2 separate regions of the Homo sapiens genome follow, and region 2 is linked to region 1. A link is a loop called in an ENCODE intact Hi-C map of the cell type or tissue named here. Cell type or tissue: Calu3. All regions are shown on one strand.

Region 1 (4,000 bases):
AGGATAATGTGGTCTGGACAATGTCAATCGTGTAGTGGATTTTGTTGAGACTTCTTTATGGCCTAATATGTGGCCAGTTGTTGTTGTTGTTGTTGTTGTTGTTTTTTTTTTTTTTTTTGCAAATTTGCCACATGTGGTTAAAAGGAATGTGGATTATTTGTTTTTTTTTGAAGAGTTTTTATTTTTAAATAGATAAGGTTCTCAGTGTAATTGAAATCTAGCTTCATTTAACAATATGCTAGATCTCTCAAACCTTAGCATGTTGGTCAGTGTAACAATAGACTGCTGCTGAGATGAATAAACCCTGAACTCTCAGTGGGTTGGCACACATAGCATAGTCTGATGCAGGGCAGGGGTTCTCCTTGGGGGCCCTTGTCCAACAGTGATTCAGAGATTCTGGAGCTTTCCATCTTTTAATTCTGCCATCTCAGAGTTTTTCACTTCTAGCCATATGGATAGGAAGAGAGGGAACATAGCTCACACTTGCCTTTGATAACCTTGGCGCAGAAGTGATTTCTTACATTCCTATTGGTGGAAATGCAGTCACATGGTTCCAAACTAACTGCAAGTGAGGCTGGGAAATGTAGTCTTTCTGCATGTAGAGGAAGAGGAATGGTGTGAACCCAGCATTGTCTTTGACACACTAAGCATGGGCTGAAGAGTTCTTACTCTCATAGGAGGTTTGTCTGTCCTGTGTAACTTTCTCAGTTTTGCTTAGATAGTTTCAGGCAATGTTGTTTGGTGCATTCAGGTTGATGATTATTATGTCCTCTTGGCAAAGTAGTCAAGATTCCCATCAGTTTGAATGAAAGTGCTTTACAGATAGGTCAGGAAATGTTAATACTTTAAAAGGCCCTTCTATTCCTCCCTCTACAGATAAGAACAACAGAATCCTAGAGAGAGGAGGTCATGGGTCTCACTCATGAGTGGCAGAATTGAAACCAACATGGCAGTAACTTTGCCTTTCCCCCATCATGTTGTTATCCCTCTATCTTCACTCTGCTGATTTCTTCACTTGCTCCATACAGACCTCCCAGTGCCAAGTGTATAAGTGTGTCTGGAATTGGTGGGTTCTTGGTCTCACTGACTTCAAGAATGAAGCTGCAGACCCTCCTGGTGAGTGCTACAGTTCTTAAAGGTGGCATGTCTGGAGTTTGTTCCTCTTGATGTTGGGATGTGTTCGAAGTTTCTTTCTTCTGGTGGGGTTTGTGGTTTCACTGGCTCAGGAGTGAAGCTGCAGACCTTCATGGAGAGTGTTACAGCTCTTAAGGCTGCACGTCTGGAGTTGTTCATTTCTCCCGGTGGGTTCATGGTCTCACTGGCTTCAGGAGTGAAGCTGCAGACCTTCTCGGTGTTACCGCTCATAAAGGCAGTGTGGACCCAAAGAGTGAGCAGCAACAAGATTTATTGCAAAGAGCAAAAGAACAAAGCTTCCACAGTGTGGAAGGGGACTCCAGCGGGTTGCCACTGCTGGCTCAGGCAGCCTGCTTTTATTCTCTTACCTGGCCCCACGCACATCCTGCTGATTGGTCCATTTTACAGAGAGCCTGAGTGGTCTGTTTTGACAGGGCGCTGATTGGTGCATTTACAATCCCTGAGCTAGACACAAAGGCTCCCCTCGTCCCCACTAGATTAGCTAGATACAGAGTGTCCACACAAAGGTTCTCCAAGTCCCCACCATAATGGCTAGGTACAGAGTGTCGATTGTGGCATTCACAAACCCTGAGCTAGACACAGGGTGCTGATTGGTGTGTTTACAAACCTTGAGCTAGATACAGAGTGCCGATTGGTGTATTTACAATCCCTTAGCTAGACATAAAGGTTCTCCAAGTCCCCATCAGACTCAGGAGCCCAGCTGGCTTCACCCAGTGGATCCCGCACAGGAGCCGCAGGTGGAGCTGCCTGCCAGTCCCTCTCCGTGCGCCCACACTCTTCATCCCTTGGGTGGTCGATGGGACTGAGTGCCGTGGAGCAGGGGGCGGTGCTCGTCGGGGAGGCTCGGGCCGCACAGGAGCCCACGGAGTGGAGAGGCTAAGGAATGGCGGGCTGCAGGTCCCGAGCCGTGCCCCGCGGGGAGGCAGCTAAGGCCCGGCGAGAAGTCGAGCACAGCAGCTGCTGGCCCAGGTGCGAGGCCCCTCATTGCCCGGGCCGGCAAGGCTGGCCGGCAGCTCCTAGTGCGGGGCTGCCAAACTCACGCCCACCCGGAACTCCAGCCGGCAGGCAAGCAGTGTGCGTAGCCCCGGTTCCGGCTCACGTCTCTCTCTCCACACCTCCCTGCAAGCTGAGGGAGCCAGCTCCGACCTTGGCCAGCCCAGAAAGGGGCTCCCACCATGCAACCCCGGGCTGAAGGGCTCCTCAAGTGCCGCCAAAGTGGGAGCCCAGGCAGAGGAGGTGCTGAGAGCGAGCGAGGGCTGTGAGGGCTGCCAGCATGCTGTCACCTCTAATAAGGAGTGATTAATCTGAGCTTCTCCAGAAAGTCCATTCCTGGTTGGCACTGGGAATAAGAAATCTCAGAGTATAAAAAAACATCAAGTGGTAGCACTTTTGTGAATGGCTCCCAAATTAGATCCTTTACTTTTTTTTTTTCTCATGAAGGACAGTTGCCCAAAACAGGCTTAGCCTGAGATGAAGCACATATTAGAGAAAGTTTCTCTCTATAGCATTATGTATTACTTGAATGAGCATTAAAAAGAGGAGACGCGACATGCTCTCTCTAGCTGTTATTACCTGCACTATAGAGTTGACAGACACAAGCTCATTATTGCATTGTTTTATTCAACAAAATAACTTTAATGTTGAAGCTTAAATTGAATTCGCTAAAACATCTTTGTCTCCAGCATAGTGTGCCTCAATGTCCCCTTGGTGCCTGAATTTTCTCCAGAATTATAGTGCTGAAGCTATGGAAATGGTGAAATTATATGTAATCTGCAAAACAATGTGGCTATAACGTGGTAATTGGCCTTCCACATAATTAAAGGAACATTTCCTCATCAGAGCTGTTCCATCAGAGACCCAAAGGCTATCGTTGTACAAATCACCTACTTAGGAAAACCTTTATTCCCAGTAGCCTATAAAAATCTGGTTATGCAAACAGATTTGCTTATTCAGTAACATTAATGGCTTCTCATAGTTAAAAAGTCATCAATGTGATTGACCTATAATCTGTTTCCTCTGTGACCAAGTGTCAATTTTATTTTGACAGTTAGGAGCCTTTTGACTCTTTCACAGCTAGCATGAAGGCACAGGGAGGGAAATCTCAAAAACCAACAACCTGTGTATTCCCAGCCTATTAATCAATAGAAAATCACTTCAACTGGATTAGGGTCTTGTACCTGGAAGAAAGGCTGTTATGGACATTGGAATTGGATTTTTACACTTGATATGACACCTCCTTGAGTCAGATCAGATTCGTGTTTGATAGACTCTTGCCGAAAAATTGCTCCAGGGTCTGTGCGGTAGCTAAAGCCTTTTTGTTGTTGTTGTTGTTTTAAAAGCAGCATTAAATGTTTTCATGAAGACCTTCCCAGCAGTGATGTTATTGGGAATATGGTCTTTAGCTCTGGTCCTGAATAACTCACACTGAGGAAACCTCTAACAAGTGTTGTATTGGAAGATGTCTGATGGATGGTTGGTTTTAATAACAAATCTCTTCCCTTTTTCTGTCCCCTGTGTTCTATTCTCCTTTCTCTATACATTATTCTGGGAGGATTCACCTATTCCCAAAGTCCTTTCCTCTTTATTTCCATTCCAGAGCTCTCTGTATAACTCCAGGCTGATGAATCCAATGGCCCAGTTGTTATCTCTATTTGACTGTCTTTCTTGCATTGACCTCATCTTACCTTGCCTCTCCTGATTTCCTCTTCTGCCTGGGCTCAGCACGTCAGATTCACACCACCATCCACCCAGCTTCCAAAACACCTGGGCCTCCTCCTTCGTTCCTCCCTCTTTCTCGTCAAGTTAGTCTACTGTCTCTTCTCCATCCTCACTGCCACAGCCTTGG
Region 2 (4,000 bases), 45 kb before region 1:
GGAAAAGTGGCAGTTTATTGTTCATGGATCCACACTGGTCACACCTGTACCCTCATGTGCCCCATCCCTCAGTGCCATGATACCTCCCCAATGCTTTGAAGCCGACTTTGTTCTGTTAGTTGTTCTTCGTGCAAGAGTTGGTCTACAACAAGCTAGTTCACCATTACTGGAATTGGGACAGCTCATTTCGGTAACCCTAAATGATTTTGTTTTCCCTTAACCCTTATCAGGGGTTTGGAGTAGTGGAGTTGAGTTGTTGGGAAGTTGAAACCAATCTAGATGAATAATGATTAAACTCTTATGGGCCAATGACCCATGTGAGATTCTGATTAAAGCTTTGACTCTATAACAGGTTATTATTTTCATAAATACATAACAAAAATTATATATATTTTTATCAAAAATTAACTTCATTAACATCAACAGCATAAGCTATTTTTACCAAAAAAAGTGTCTCGTTTTAATTTTTATATAACTATTAAGGTCCTTTCTTTTTACTGTATATCTTGGCTTTTATTTTAGATACAGGGGGTACATGTGTAGGATTGCTCATTGAGTATATTGGACCCAGCTAGTGAGCACAGTACCCAAAAGATAGTTTTTCAAACCTTGCCCCATCCTCCCTCTCCCAACTAGTAATCCACCATGTCTATTGTTTTCATATTTATATCCATGTGTGCTCAGTGTTTAACTCCCACTCATAAGTGAGGACGTGCAGTATTTGGTTTCCTGTTCTGATGTTAATTCCCTTAGGATTATGGTCTCCAGCTCCATCCATGTTACTACAAAGGACATGATTCCTTTTTTTTCATGGCTATGTAGCATTCCATGTTGCATATATACCACATTTTTTTATACAATCCACCACTACTGATAGGCACCTAGGTTGATTCCATGTCTTTGCAATGGTGACTAGCACAGCAATGAAAATATGAGTGCATGTGTCTTTTTGATGTAATAATCCACATTCCTTTGGATATATACTCTAATGGAATTTCTGCATTGAATGGTAGCTCTGTTTTAAGTTCTTTGAGAACTCTCCAAACTGTTTTCCACAGTGGCTTAAATAATTTACATTCCCTCCAGCAGTGTATAAACACTTACTTTTCTCCACAGCCTTGCCAGCATCTGTCATTTCTTGACATTTTAATTATAGCCAAAATGTGTACTTTTTACATTCAAACTAGTTTTCAAGGAAAAAAAAAAAAAATACAAGCCTAAGTTAGTGTCCCCAAGTAAAGAACTTATCAGCAGCTCATCTTCTAAAAGAACGTAATTCATTAAAGGAAAAAGCCGTTGGTTCTAATTCTTTTTCCCTTTCTTTCTTACAGAAGTTCAAGATTGTCTTTGATAAAAGAATATTTACCAGGTGTCTGAAAATACCAAGCTGGAGAATTAGTCTATGGTGATTAAAAACTCTCAAAGCATGTCTTACCAACTGGAGAATTTTTCCTATGTCAACCAAAGGGGTAAGTCTGCTACATTTTTCCTGGTAACAAATTGCTGTCAATGCTGGGAAAAGCGAGCATTACACTATTCAAATAATTCCTGGTCAACAGTTTCCTCAGTCTGTGATACAAGTACTAAAAAGCTAGGCTTTAGAACTGCATATATTGTATTTGAGTGACTCCTTTGCAGCTGAAAACACTGAATTCGATTTATAGTTTTCAAAAATAATATTGTCAGTAGAAAGAAACTGAGTGCACGGAAATAAATCTCACTAGAAGATCCTTTAATTTCTTCCTCAGTTTATATCCAGGGGATCTAAATGCACTCAGGTGCTATCTCCTGCATTTGTCCACTTGATATCGTCTAACTGAAATCACATTAGTGATTTTTAGTGACTTCCTTTATTAAACTCACTTTCCTTTGTGAAGTAGTAATATGAAATGAGCTGCTGTACTGAGGGAAGAGAGAGACCCTCTCATATTGTTTTATACTGTTTTATACTCAGTACCTGTTTTAAGAAAAAACAACAAGGAAGTAAAACCAAAACAGGCAGCCCCGCGCCAGGCTCAAAACGAGGCCTGGGCCTGCCGGTCCTAAACCCAGTAGTTAAAAATCAACTCATAACTTACAAACCAATGTTATTCATAGATTCCAGACATTGTATAGAAGAACATTTTGAAACACCCTGCCCTAGTCTGTTTCACACTGACTACTGGAGCATGCAGCCCCTGTCATGTACCACCTGTTTGCTCAAATCAATCACGACCCTTTCAAGTGAAATCTTTAGTGTTGTGAGCCACTAAAAGAGACAGAAATTGAGCATTCAGGGAGCTCCGATTTTGAGGCAGTAGCTTGCTGATGCTCCCAGCTGAATAAAGCCCTTCCTCCTACAACTTGGTGTCTGAGAGGTTTTGTCTGCAGCTAGTCCTGCTACATTTTTTCCTTCCCTGACCAGGAAATGAGGTAACTGACCAATAGCTGAGGCAGCCCCTTAGGCAGCTAAGCCCTGTCCTGTGGAACATCCCTGCGGGCGACTGCGGCCACCCTGAGTGACGCGATTCAAAGTGGAGTAAGAGCCACCCCCTCTACCACCCTGGCTCTTAGGACCACCATCGCGGGGGGGGGGGTGAGGCGCCCCCCCGCGATGTGGGGAGTAAGAGCCAGCCCCTCTTCCCCCCACTGGCTCTTAGGACCCCCATCGCAGGGGGCGGGGGGTGAGGCGCCCCCCGCGATGCGGGGAGTAAGAGCCAGCCCCTCTTCCCCCCCTGGTTTTTAGGATCCGCGGTCGACTGACAGCCTGTTTACCGTATTGTGAGTAATATCATCTCCTCTCTGGAAATTATGAACTATTTCACAGACGGGTGTACACCCGTCTGTATTGGGAGTAATATCATCCTCTTCTTCCCTGAATATTCAGAACAGTATCACAGGGGTGTTTCTACTCCCTGCGATATTGGGTGTCATATCCTCCTCTCCCACGTTGCAATTAGAAACAATATCAGTGGGGGCGTGTCCACTTTCTGTGATATTTAAAGTAATATCATCCTCTTCCCTCCAGGATCATGGGAACAATATTCCTGGGGGGTGTACACTTTGTGCGACATATGTAGTCATATCACCCCCTCCGCCTTGGAATATTATGAAGGACCATCTCACACGGGGGTGTACACTTCCTGCGATATTGGGAGTAATATCAACCTCTCGGCCTCTGAATATTAGGAAGAATATCACAGGGTGGGTGTCCACCTCCTGCTCTATTATGGGGAATAATATCTATCTATTATGGGGAGTAATATCATCCCCTCCCTTTCAGGATATTAGTAACAATATCACAGGGTGGGTGAACACAGCCTGCGATGCTGGAATTATTATCATCCTCTCCCCATCGGGATACTAGGAACAATATCACAGAAGAAGTGTACACTCCCTGCGATATTGGGAGTAACATCATACGCTTCTTCCGTGAATATTAGGAGCAATATCACCGGGTGGCTGTACATTCATTGCTATGTTGGCAGTCATGTCATACTCCACCCGCTGGATATTAGGATCACTGTCACAGGGTGAGTGTACACCTACTGCGATATTAAAACTAATAGCATGCTCTCCATTCCTGGATATTAGGAACAATGTCACAGGTAGGTGTACACCCCCTGCGGTATTAGGAATAATAATATTATGAATTATTAAACATCAGTCTCATTAATGATTATCAATGGTAATATTAATTAATAGTATAACGTTATTAATCATTAATGATTATTTTAAAGATATGATTATGCATGATTAAAATTAATTCTTACTATTAATGTCATTTTAAATAATATTAGTTATTAATATTAATATTAATCATTGTTTTATTATCAACATCACTTATGATGGATTTAAGTAACATTAATAACTGATAGCATTATTTTAATATTAATATTGATATTGCTATTAATTGTTAATTGTAGTCATTAATATTTTTAATCCGCATTACGTTTTACTGTCCGCACTGTAGTTATTAATATTGATGTTTACTATTAATTGGGATTATATTTATTAATAT

What was found. Hi-C counts contacts between places; a loop is a spot of excess contacts. Peaks named below come from ENCODE experiments on the same cell type or tissue, not always from the same donor. Only the 100,000 strongest peaks of a DNase experiment are listed, where the experiment ranks them.
Region 2: a loop joins it to region 1, with 7 times the contacts of the local background. A loop is called at or near these places in 1 of 110 quality-filtered maps.

Annotation. Positions count from the first base shown.
Region 1 is chr12:8,402,537-8,406,536 of GRCh38, reverse strand. No RefSeq gene overlaps it. Among named protein-coding and RNA genes, the nearest start is that of LINC00937, 14 kb to the right of the region's middle. In Calu3, no CTCF peak of the experiment used is centred here; no DNase peak of the experiment used is centred here.
Region 2 is chr12:8,447,901-8,451,900 of GRCh38, reverse strand. No RefSeq gene overlaps it. Among named protein-coding and RNA genes, the nearest start is that of CLEC6A, 6.1 kb to the left of the region's middle. In Calu3, no CTCF peak of the experiment used is centred here; a DNase peak (open chromatin) is centred at 2,420.